Regions from separate parts of the Homo sapiens genome. Here region 1 is linked to region 2. The links are chromatin loops, found by intact Hi-C in ENCODE. Cell type or tissue: heart right ventricle. All regions are shown on one strand.

Region 1 (5,000 bases), 120 kb before region 2:
GTTTTTCCATCTGTCACCTGGAGTTGTTACCCTTGCTCTGTGTGCTTTGAGGGATGGTGGTGAGGACCAGTCTGGGGCCCATGGCAGGTGGGATGGGGTGTGGGGTGTGCAGGGTGGCTGGGCTGCCAGGCAGGCTCTATGGGCTACATGCGGACACAGTGGGCCTCTTGAGGAACGAGACTGTGTCCTCTCAGCATTGAATCTCTGTGCCTGGCCTAGAGGTGCTGCTGAACAGCGTCTGTTGAACTCACAGCATGCAGAGTGGCCCACGGCACCAGGTCAAGTCCCTTCACACTTTGAAATTACTTAACAAAATATGATGTCACCTTTGGAAAATGGGTTACTGGTAGGGATTGAGGGCAATTTTGTCCTTCCAGGGGTTAGGTACAGAAAAGCGTCCTGTACTGGGGCCCCACCGCTGGGCTGGCCTGAGGATGCAGTTTGCAGGGACTCGGTGGGGACCCACCACACGCAGCGGCTGGTGCTGCACGTGGGAAGAGGGTGGGCTGCCAGCCCTGGAACCTGCCCTTCAGCCACTGGCCATCTTTGGGGACTGTCACTTGCCTCCCCACCTCAGCTGGAGGCAGAGGTCACCAGGCCAGGTTTCTTTCTGTTGAGTGGGTGAGCGAGGGGATACTAAGGAGTCTTCAGTAATGGCAGGGGGTGGCAGGGTGGGGAGTGTTGCTGTCTGGCTTGGCTTGATGAAGACCCTGAACCTGGCCTTGTTGGCTCTTCCTTTTTTTTTTTTTTTTTTTTAGAGACAGAGTCTTGCTCTGTCACCCAGGCTGCAGTGCAGTGGCGCAGTCATGGTTCACTGACTGTAACCTCTGCCTCTTGGGCTCAAGTCATCCTCCCACCTCAGCCCCCAGGCCTGAATGACTGGGGCTACAGGCATGTGCCACCACACCTGCCTCTTTTTTGTTGTTGTTTTGGTAGAGACAGGATCTTGCTCTGTTGCCTGGGTTGCTGGCTCTTCTTATTTCTCCTCTGGGGCTGTCTTCTCCTGAGCCTCAGCTGAGTCCAGGTCTTCAAGCATGTGGCCTCCTCGGTGGACAGGAGGCCTGGGTTCCTGCTTGGGCTCTGTTGCCTACTCTCCATGTGACCATGGCAGGTCATTTCACCTCTTTGACCTCAGCCTCCCTTTCTGGAAGGCAAAGGGGTTGGCACAGGCAACCGAGGTGTCCTGTGAAGCTGGAATGAATGAAAATGCAAGGTGCACATGTTTGTCATTCATTGATTTGACAAACGGTTATTACACACCTACTAAGTGCACTGCGCTAGGTGCTGGAGATGCCATACAAAGGGCAAAAGCTCCCGTCCTCATGGAGTCTGCACTCTAGTGACGGAGATCTGCGGCAGGCAGCACACACATCAGGGCCGTGGTCTGTTGGACAGCGGGGTATCCGTTGGGAGAAGCGGAGCCTCTAAGTGTCACATGTTGCAACTATCTGAGGCTGGTATTACACGGGGAGTAAGAAGAATTTTAGCAAATTCTTGTAAGAATTTGCTAAAATTCTTCTTACTAAAGAAGGTACAGAAAGGCACGTTTTAAGAGAAAGTATGTAAAAGGTAAAGAAAGGCAGATTTTTAGAGAAAGTATGAAAATACATTGCAAGGGTGCAGTGGGCAAGTTAGCAAGAGAAGTGCTGGTTGCAAGGAGACAGAGGCTGGCTGGGGATTTTTTAGGACAGTGCTTGTGCTGTTTGCTGAAGAGGGCTTTGTGCAGTACTGATAATGCCGAGGTTGCAGTGAGCTAAGTTGCATTTTTCTATCAGCCGAGGGTCTGGTGATAGCTGGGCACTGGAAGATTGTGTCATTTGCGTAGGAGGGCCGTGTCCCTGGACCATGAAGAAAGGCAGACTTGGAGCTTATCTGCTTTCTCTCTTTGCTTTCTCCTGGTCCCGCCAGCCTTACCCCTTTCCCTAATTAGGACTCCACAGTTATGAGGTGCCGACGGGGCGGTATGAGGGCTTGCAGTGAGGGGTGGTTAGGCAGGGACTCCATGAGAAGGTGGTGTTGAACAGACCTGAAGGAGGAGCTGTGCTGGCATCCGGGGGAAGAATGGTTCAGACAGAGGGTGTGGCTTGCGTGCAGTCCCCGAGGTGGGAGCTGTGTGTTTGAGGAGCAGAGCTAGGGAACTGGAGGGCAGGAGAGGAGGGTAGAGGTTATGGGGACAGGAGGCAGACTGTGGGGCCTTTTCTGGGATTGCTGGGACTTTGGCTTCTACTCTGAGTGCAAAGGAAGAAATCACAGGGTTTTGGGCAGACGCTTACTGTTTGTACAGTCATTTAGGTGCTGTGTTGAGAATAGACAGCAGGGGGCGGGAGAGGTGGCAGGGGGCCAGCCAGGGGCTGTCGCTGAGTCAAGGGTGTCTGGGACCAGGGTGGTGAGAGGCGGTCAGCCTCTGGAGGTGTTTCGAAGTGGAGCCAGTGAGGTTTCCTGACTGACTGGCCGTGGGGTTGAGAAGGGCGAAGTGAAGGAGGAGTCCCGGGTTCTGGCCTGTGTACCTGGGAGGTTGGAGTTGCCACTGAGATGGGCAGGCTTATGGACGCAGCAGGTTTGGGGTGTGCTCAGGAGGTTCACTGGGACATGCTTTGTGGGTTTGGGCTGCCTGACCCTTATCCATGCGGAGCACTTGAGCTGCTGGCATGTCCAGTCTGCAATCCTCAGAGTCTGTCTAGGATCTGGATTCAAGATGATACTAGAAGCTGTGAGCCAGGACAAGAGGGCCTGGGGAGGAGTGCTCACTGAGCGCCTGCCACATACCAAGTTCTCTGCAGACCCCCAGGGCGGTGGGGAGAAGGGGGAGGTGTAAACCTGGTTATTGGCTGGTGCCCGCCCCTGGGTTTATGGTTGTTTTGAGACAGCCCCTGCCTTGATGAAGCAATTAGAATCTGTTAAGATGGAATTTAGTGCAATGTTTAATTGAAAGGTTCAGCCTGAGGGCAGAGGAGGCTAAGAAGGGCAGGGCTGTTGGGCTGGAAGGCCCGGAGCAGGCTTGCACTTTGGGAGAGTGGGGGCTTGTCATAGGCCTGGAGGGAACCCGACCAGGCAGGAGGAACAGCATGGGTGAAGGTACAGAGACAAGAGTGAGCAGGGAGTGGTGGGCTTGACTGTGGCCAAGTGGGGGAGGGTGGTAGGAAGAGCTGGGGTCTTGGGGCTCATCTCCCAGCTCAGAACTCTGAGTTTGGGCAGGATGCCTACTCTTTGAAGGGTTAACTAAGCATGTGCTAAACAAACAAATAAACAAACAAACCAAAAACAACCTTGCTGAACCTCATCTGCAAAATGGGACAGTCCCGCCTCCTTCACTGGGTTGCTAGGAGAATGTGTTAGGGTCTAATCCTCAGGTCAGGATGTGACGCGCTCGGCCCGCAGGTGGCACTCAGTAGACCCTGACGCACGTGTTCTGCTTGTGTGGTAGCCTGGGGAGGCTCCCCAGCCCTGCCTCAGTGGGCCTCTCCCTGGTGGCCCGGCAAAGAGCAGAGCTTCATGAGAGCCCCTGCTGGCACTGCTGGGCTGCCTCGATGCCAGCCAGGCCGGAGGCTTGAGATGCCCGAAGTACCCAGTGCCCCGGCCACCTCTCCTGGCCCTCTTCTATTTTAGGGCTCAGTCCAATGGATGAGGAAGCCTTGTCCGGCTCCACCACAGCTAATGACAGCCTGGCAGGCCGTATATAAACAGCTCCACTATTTTTATCAACAGGAGGTGGCTGACCCGTCCTCCCCAGGCAGTGTGCTAACATGGGGGACGGTGTTAAGGAAACCAGGGCCTTGATAGGAAGATGGGCAATTGTCTCAAATCACAGACCTGTGATCCAGCAAGATGTGCCCTCGGAACCTTCTGGGGGCGGGGGTCAGGCGTCACCTGTACACAGTGGTCTGAATTTGGAGATAATTCTACCTTTGCCAGTAGAGCTCAGAAGGAGCCACTCCACCTCTTACCCCAGAGAATCTTTCTCAGACCTAATCCTTACCCGTGTCTCTTGCAACAGGCAGCCTCCATCCCCACGGCTGTGGGAGAGGATCGTGCTGGTGCGGTCGTGTCCATGGCACAGAGCCAGAGCTGAGGGCGTTTCACGCCCATAGCACATTGCCTCTGAGCTCTTTAATTGAAAGCAGTTTAGAATGGCTCTTGCCCGGTGGAACTGTGGGTGATTTCCTTTTCTTCCTTCTAAGAAAATGTTTTGAAATAGGCTCCAGGCTTTCGGATGGAGCTTGGGGAAGGATAGAAGCAGCCTAAGGGGTGGGGTGGAGAGCGGCCAGTTGCATTGTGGCGCAGACCGTCCATCCTTGCAGATAGGTGGGGTTGCGTTGTATTGGCTGCGGTTTATATTTAGGTAAAATCTTTGTTGTTGTTGTTCACTCCCCAGTCTCTAAGCAAATCCTGCCCCCAGCGGCCCCAGCACTTCTGTGGCAGCCATGGGCCATTCCCGCCCTCAAATCCCCAGAAACCCTCACTGGCCTCTGTCTGCAGGGCCAGGCCTTGGCTTGGCCTCCATACCCACTCCAGGCCTGGCCTCTCACCTTTACCCCTCCCCTACCGCCATGAGCTCCTCCCACTCTGCCCACCCTGGGAGGGGGTTCCCTGGGGACTCACCTCATTCTCGGGCCCCCTTCCTGCCTTTCATGCCCTCCGCCACTCAAGGCACCATTCTGCCTCCTCTCTGTAGACCTCACCCACCCTAGATGTCCCCTCTTCCTTGAGCCTGCAGCTGCTGTGGCTGCTTTGAAATTATTTCCATCCCCCTCCAGGCACGGAGGGCAGGGCCTGTGAGTAGTTCATCTTTGCATCCCCAGTATGTGGCTTGGGTGATGGGCACGGTGTAGTGGTCCCTCCCTGCTGGATGGATGAGCGGATTAGTGAGCTTTCTGTGGTGCACACGTGCCTTCTCATCCCTCACTTTGCTGAGAAATCCTACTTCCATAAACCTGGGGCCTGTGAGTTTAAATGGCAGAACCAGGACCTGAACCCAGCTCATGGGACTCATGTCTCCCAGG
Region 2 (5,000 bases):
CCTGTGTCCCGTGACAGCAAGGGGCTGTGTCCCAGTGACCCAGCTGAGCTCACCTTTGGACTCAAAGGCCACGGTGTAGCATTTCTGATAAGATTGAACTCTGCATCTTTACATGGTCTCTGGATTTTAATCCCATATTCTCTAACATCTCAAATGCCAAAGTCATTCATTTCAAAAAATTTGTACTGAGTGCTGACCATGGACAAGGTCCACAGGAGATCATAAAGAAAATGAAAGTGACACAGATAATGACAGCAACAGTAACGGGTTCTTCCTGTGGCCCAGACACAGCATGCATATGTGTATGTGCTTTTATTAACTCCATCCATTTGCAGATGAGGAAACTGAGTCATAGGCGGAGATACGAAGATAATACAGATAGCTTCCATTAGTACAGGACTTTATAGTTTACAAAGCTCTTTTGCTTCCTTCAATCTTCTGAAGTGTGTATGCAGATATTGTTATTACTCCTGCTTTGCAGAGAGTCAGGTCCCTGTCCTCGAGGAACTTGGGTGCCATGCAGGGGGAAACCCACCAGTAGTTTCAGCATTCACTTGGTTTTCTAGAACACAGTGGGGATGGGTGCTCAGTAAATGGGAGTGATTGTTTTCTTTGATGTCAGAGAAGGTGACATTTGAACTGGGCCTTGAAGGATGAGTAGAAGTTTGCTGGGGTCAGGGGGTGGGGAGGGCCTTCTGGGCAGGGGGAAGAGCTTGAGCAGGCTAGTGATGGTTGGGCAGAGGAAGGAGCACCATGTCAGGTGGGGCTGGGGAGTGGACCCTAGAAGACACGCGGGGCAGGGGGGCTTGGTCTGACCTTGAAGGAAGGGCAGGATGGAAGAAGGGGTGTGGGGCAGGGATGGGGTAGGTTGCTCTCTTGAAGAGGCTGGGCTGGGAGTTGAGAGATAATGGCTGCGTGACTCTGAGCAAGCTGGCCCCTTCTCTGGGCCTCAGTTGCCTCCTGGGTGCATTAAGGAAGCTGGGATGTGTAAGCTCAGACCCCTTCCAGCTCTGGCATTGGTGCTTTGTGGCATGGGGCTGACCTTGTTGGAGTTTGGAGCCAGGCCCCTGTAAACCTGTAGTTGATGGCTCCCTCCTACATTGTGGTTAATTCATGCCTAACACTGGGGTATGGGATACTTTGTCTTACTTCCCACCCACTGTTATGGAGGGCCTTCTGGGTGTCCTAGCTGTGGGAGGGGAAAGAGAAAGATCCAGGAATGAAAAAGCAGGGCCCTTGCCCTGGAGGGGTTTGTAGGCTAGTGGGGACCCAGACATAAAAGCAAACTTGAGAATCTAGTGAGAGGCAGCAGGAGAAGGACCTGTTTAGTTTGGTTAGGGCATCTAGGAAGGTTCCCTGGAGGAGGTAGCAATTGCTCAAGACTGTTCAGACATTATAAACATGAAAGATAGTGCCAGGCCCCTGACCAGCAGAAAGAATGACTGACCCAGCCAGTCTTGAGGATGTCCAGGGGCAGGAAATAAGGGATGTGGGGGCGGGGCCTGGTCCTGCCTGCAAAGTGCTTCCTCTGGGGTTGTGGGCAGCTAGCCTGGGATGCTGTTAGACCTGAGAGTCCCAGACTGGGAATGTGTCCAGTGACCTGACGGGCCACTCTTCAGAGCCACTAACACTCTGCACCTGGGAGGAACATGGGGTGGGGATCAGTTCTTTGCGGATCCTGGAGAAGTTGTGGCGTGCAAGGTTGGGGTCGGCAGAGTGGGGTCCCTGCTTCTCAGTGGGGCTGCATGCTCACTGTGCCCATCTAGAATCCAGGCCACCAGCCTCCTGAAGGGTTGCTTCTCCTACGGCCATCTCTGCCTCCCCAGGCCCTGGGGCCTGATGCCCTGCGACGGGGTGACGGGAGCTTGGCTGCACCGTGTTTCCCCCTTTGCCTTCAGTGCCTCTGTGAGTCAGGGCCTGGCGCGGAAGCAGCCACACGTGTAAGATTTGTCACCATCTGGTTCTGTTTTCCACTCTCTGCAGATCTTGCATTTTTGATGGGTTATACTGAGTAGACCCTGGCAGACGGCTTTGGGAGGGGCAGGGGAGGCTGCATCCCAGCCCAGCTGCTCACCACTGAACAAGTCACAGAAGCTCCTTCGGCACCTCCCTGTTGTCTTTAAAATGGGACTACAGTGTGGGGTGGGGCGGGGGGAGTTGAGAACTTCAGGGTAAGGGCCTTCTTTATGGGAGGCTGAAAATATTTTAAAATTGTGGCAGTGGTTACACAATTCTGAGAATATACTAAAAACAATTACAATATGCACTTTAAGTGGGTGAATTATATGGTATGTTATATCTCAATAAACCTGTTACTGGCTGGGCGCGGTGGCTCATGCCTGTAATCCCAGCACTTTGGGAGGCTGAGGCAGGTGGATCACCTGAGGTGGGGAGTTTGAGACCAGCCTGGCCAACATGGAGAAACCCCGCCTCCACTAAAAATACAAAATTAGCCGGTCATGGTGGGGATGCCTGTAATCCCAGCTACTCAGGAGGTTGAGGCAGGAGAATCGCATCGCTTGAACCCGGGAGGTGGAGGTTGCAGTGAGCCAAGATTGCACCACTGCACTCCAGCCTAGGCAACAAGAGCGAAACTGTCTCAAAAAATAAATAAATAAAAAAAATAAAATAAACCTGTTACTAAAAGCACCTGGCCTATGGAAGGGCCCCACGAAAGGTGGTGTTCGTAATTCCAAGGAAATAGTCTAGTTTGGGGGAAAGAGCAGGATGTGCTCACTCCAGCACAGATCAGCTGTGGGACCTTGAGCGAGTGTCTTCATCTCCCTATGCTTAGATTCCTCATCTGTAGGAAGGGCAGAGGAACAGTTGTCTATGGGGTTGTTCAGAGGATTAAATGAGATAAGGCAAAGTGTAGGGCATGGTTTATGGCAGGGCCTTAAAAATGGATAAAAGTCTGCAACCTCCGCCTCCTGGGTTCAAGTGATTCTCCTGTCTCAGCCTCCTGAGCATCTGGGACTACAGGCGTGCACCACCATGCCCAGCTGATTTTTGTATTTTTAGTAGAGTCAGAGTTTCACCATGTTGGCCACACTGGTCTCAAAATCCTGACCTCAGCCTCAGCTGATCCACCTGCCTCTGCCTCCCAAAGTGCTGGGATTACAGGCACCGCACCCAGCCAATCGTGATTACTTTTTAACAGTGATTATTAATAATGATAAATATTACAAATATCATCAGAGTCCCTTTATTGCAATGATATATAGATCATTGGCATTATCTGACTGGCCCTTGGCCAAGTCCTGGGGATGCAGGGATGAAGCTCAGCCCTCTGCCCCTGTATTCCAGAAGCCCACGGTTTAAAGGGGAGGCTGAACTGCACAGTAGACAGTAAAAAGCAACACAGACCATACTAAGCTTCAGTGATTTGTGGGAATACAGGGAAGCATAATGCATGCCAGGGGTGGCTTGGAGGTGAGTACTGAGAAGGAGGGGTGCTCAGGGAAGGCTTCCAGGGTAGGGGACATTTGGGCTGGGTTTTAAAGGATCAGTAGGGGTTTTCAAAGCCACGGAGTGAGAATTGTAGTCATTCTGTAGGGAAGGAAATCCTGTGTCTCTGCAAGATTCAGGAAATGGCAGGTCATTTCAGCTCTCCGTGGGAGAGGGAGAATGGTGAAAATGTAATTGGAAAATGTCAACCTCACCATGGAGCTTGGCCTTACCCCTGGCATCATGGGGAGCCATGGAGGTTTGTAAACAGGAGTCACATTAGTGTTTGAGAAAGACACTCATCCTTCCAGCTCGATGCTGGTGCACAGCAGACTTGTCTGTGGCTTTTTGGTCTCCTGTGCCAAACACCTGTCCTTGCCCCGGGGGCTGCTCTTGACTGGCTGGATGAGTGAGTAGGCGTCCTGTGGGCGCCCTGGGAAGCTGCGGGTCGGCTCCACATTCCACCCTGCTTTGGAGGTGTGGAGTGTGGAGGCTTGGAGTCTCACTGTGACCTACCCCCTCCCAGACACCCAGCTGGCTTGTCCCCTTACATCTTGACCTGCAGGCCTCCTGCCCTCACACATGTGTGCCTAGAGACCCTGGGAGGGGCAGGGGGCACCAGAGCCCTGTGTGTGGCCCCACATTGGTGCAGACCTTGCTGCCTTGCTGACCTGCCTCTCTAGCCTTATGGGCTCCAGCTCACAGATGGCTGTCCCCGCCCCTGCCCTGTCCAGGCTGGCCTGCTCTCGCCTCACTTTTCAGCCCCTTCCCTTGGCTGTGCTGTTCACACCTTCCCTGTCCCCTCACTTGATGTATGTCCCATTTCAACTACCAGTTCCTAGAAATCAGAGACTGTCTTAAATGTGTGCATTTCCTGGAGCATTGAGCATAAGTCTGGGCCCCTGGGTTGGAGGGGCAGGAGGTGGAAATTTCAGATGCACCAGGAGTAAGCAGGTAACAGAAGAAAGAGAAGAGGACCGGGTAGTCATAGGGGGTGGGATTATGGCAAAAGGGAGAGGACTTGCCCACTCCAGTGTCACTCTGGTATTATAAGAGGTTTGAGTATTGTAGGAGAAATGGGAAATATGGATTTTTAGGTAATTCTTAAGCCATTGTATGAACCAAACCCAGCAAGGCTGTTAGCTGGAGGCCTTGGGTTGCTTGTGAGCTCAGCAGCATGTGCTGGGGGGTGAGTGTGACCCTGGAACCAGCCCGCCTGGGCTGAAATCCCAGCTCTGCCTGTTACATGCCATGACCCTGAGCAGTTAGCTCACCTCTGTGTGGTTCGGTTTTCTCATCTGGAAAGTGGGGATCATAATAGTAATCACTTCATACAGTTGTCATGTGTGTAAAGGGTTTAGTGCAGTCCCCAGTACACTCAGCTGTTGCTATTACATGGTGTGGATTACTGGTTGGTTGAGTCTACCAGGTCTGAGGGGATGGTGGCAGGAAAGAAGTCAAGAGCACCCCATTTTTCTGGCTGCCACTCCCAGAGGGGTCTCTGGGTTTTCAGTGGGGCACACAGAGCCCGTGTTGGCCTTGGACCCCCTCAG

The links. A loop is a pair of places that touch in the nucleus more often than their neighbours do. Peaks named below come from ENCODE experiments on the same cell type or tissue, not always from the same donor. Only the 100,000 strongest peaks of a DNase experiment are listed, where the experiment ranks them.
Region 1: it touches region 2 in a loop (2.4-fold over the local background); 39 of 110 quality-filtered maps call a loop at or near these places.

What each region holds. Positions count from the first base shown.
Region 1 is chr10:70,557,195-70,562,194 of GRCh38, forward strand. All of the region lies in intron 18 of PALD1 (phosphatase domain containing paladin 1), which reads left to right. Among named protein-coding and RNA genes, the nearest start is that of PRF1, 43 kb to the right of the region's middle. RefSeq lists enhancers at 1,985-2,928, 2,929-3,872. In heart right ventricle, a CTCF peak has its summit at 2,308 (motif pointing right); DNase peaks (open chromatin) are centred at 2,337 and 4,027; H3K4me3 peaks cover 506 bases; H3K27ac peaks cover 2,479 bases.
Region 2 is chr10:70,677,803-70,682,802 of GRCh38, forward strand. All of the region lies in intron 2 of ADAMTS14 (ADAM metallopeptidase with thrombospondin type 1 motif 14), which reads left to right. Among named protein-coding and RNA genes, the nearest start is that of ADAMTS14, 7.8 kb to the left of the region's middle. RefSeq lists an enhancer at 4,807-5,000. In heart right ventricle, no CTCF peak of the experiment used is centred here; a DNase peak (open chromatin) is centred at 1,941.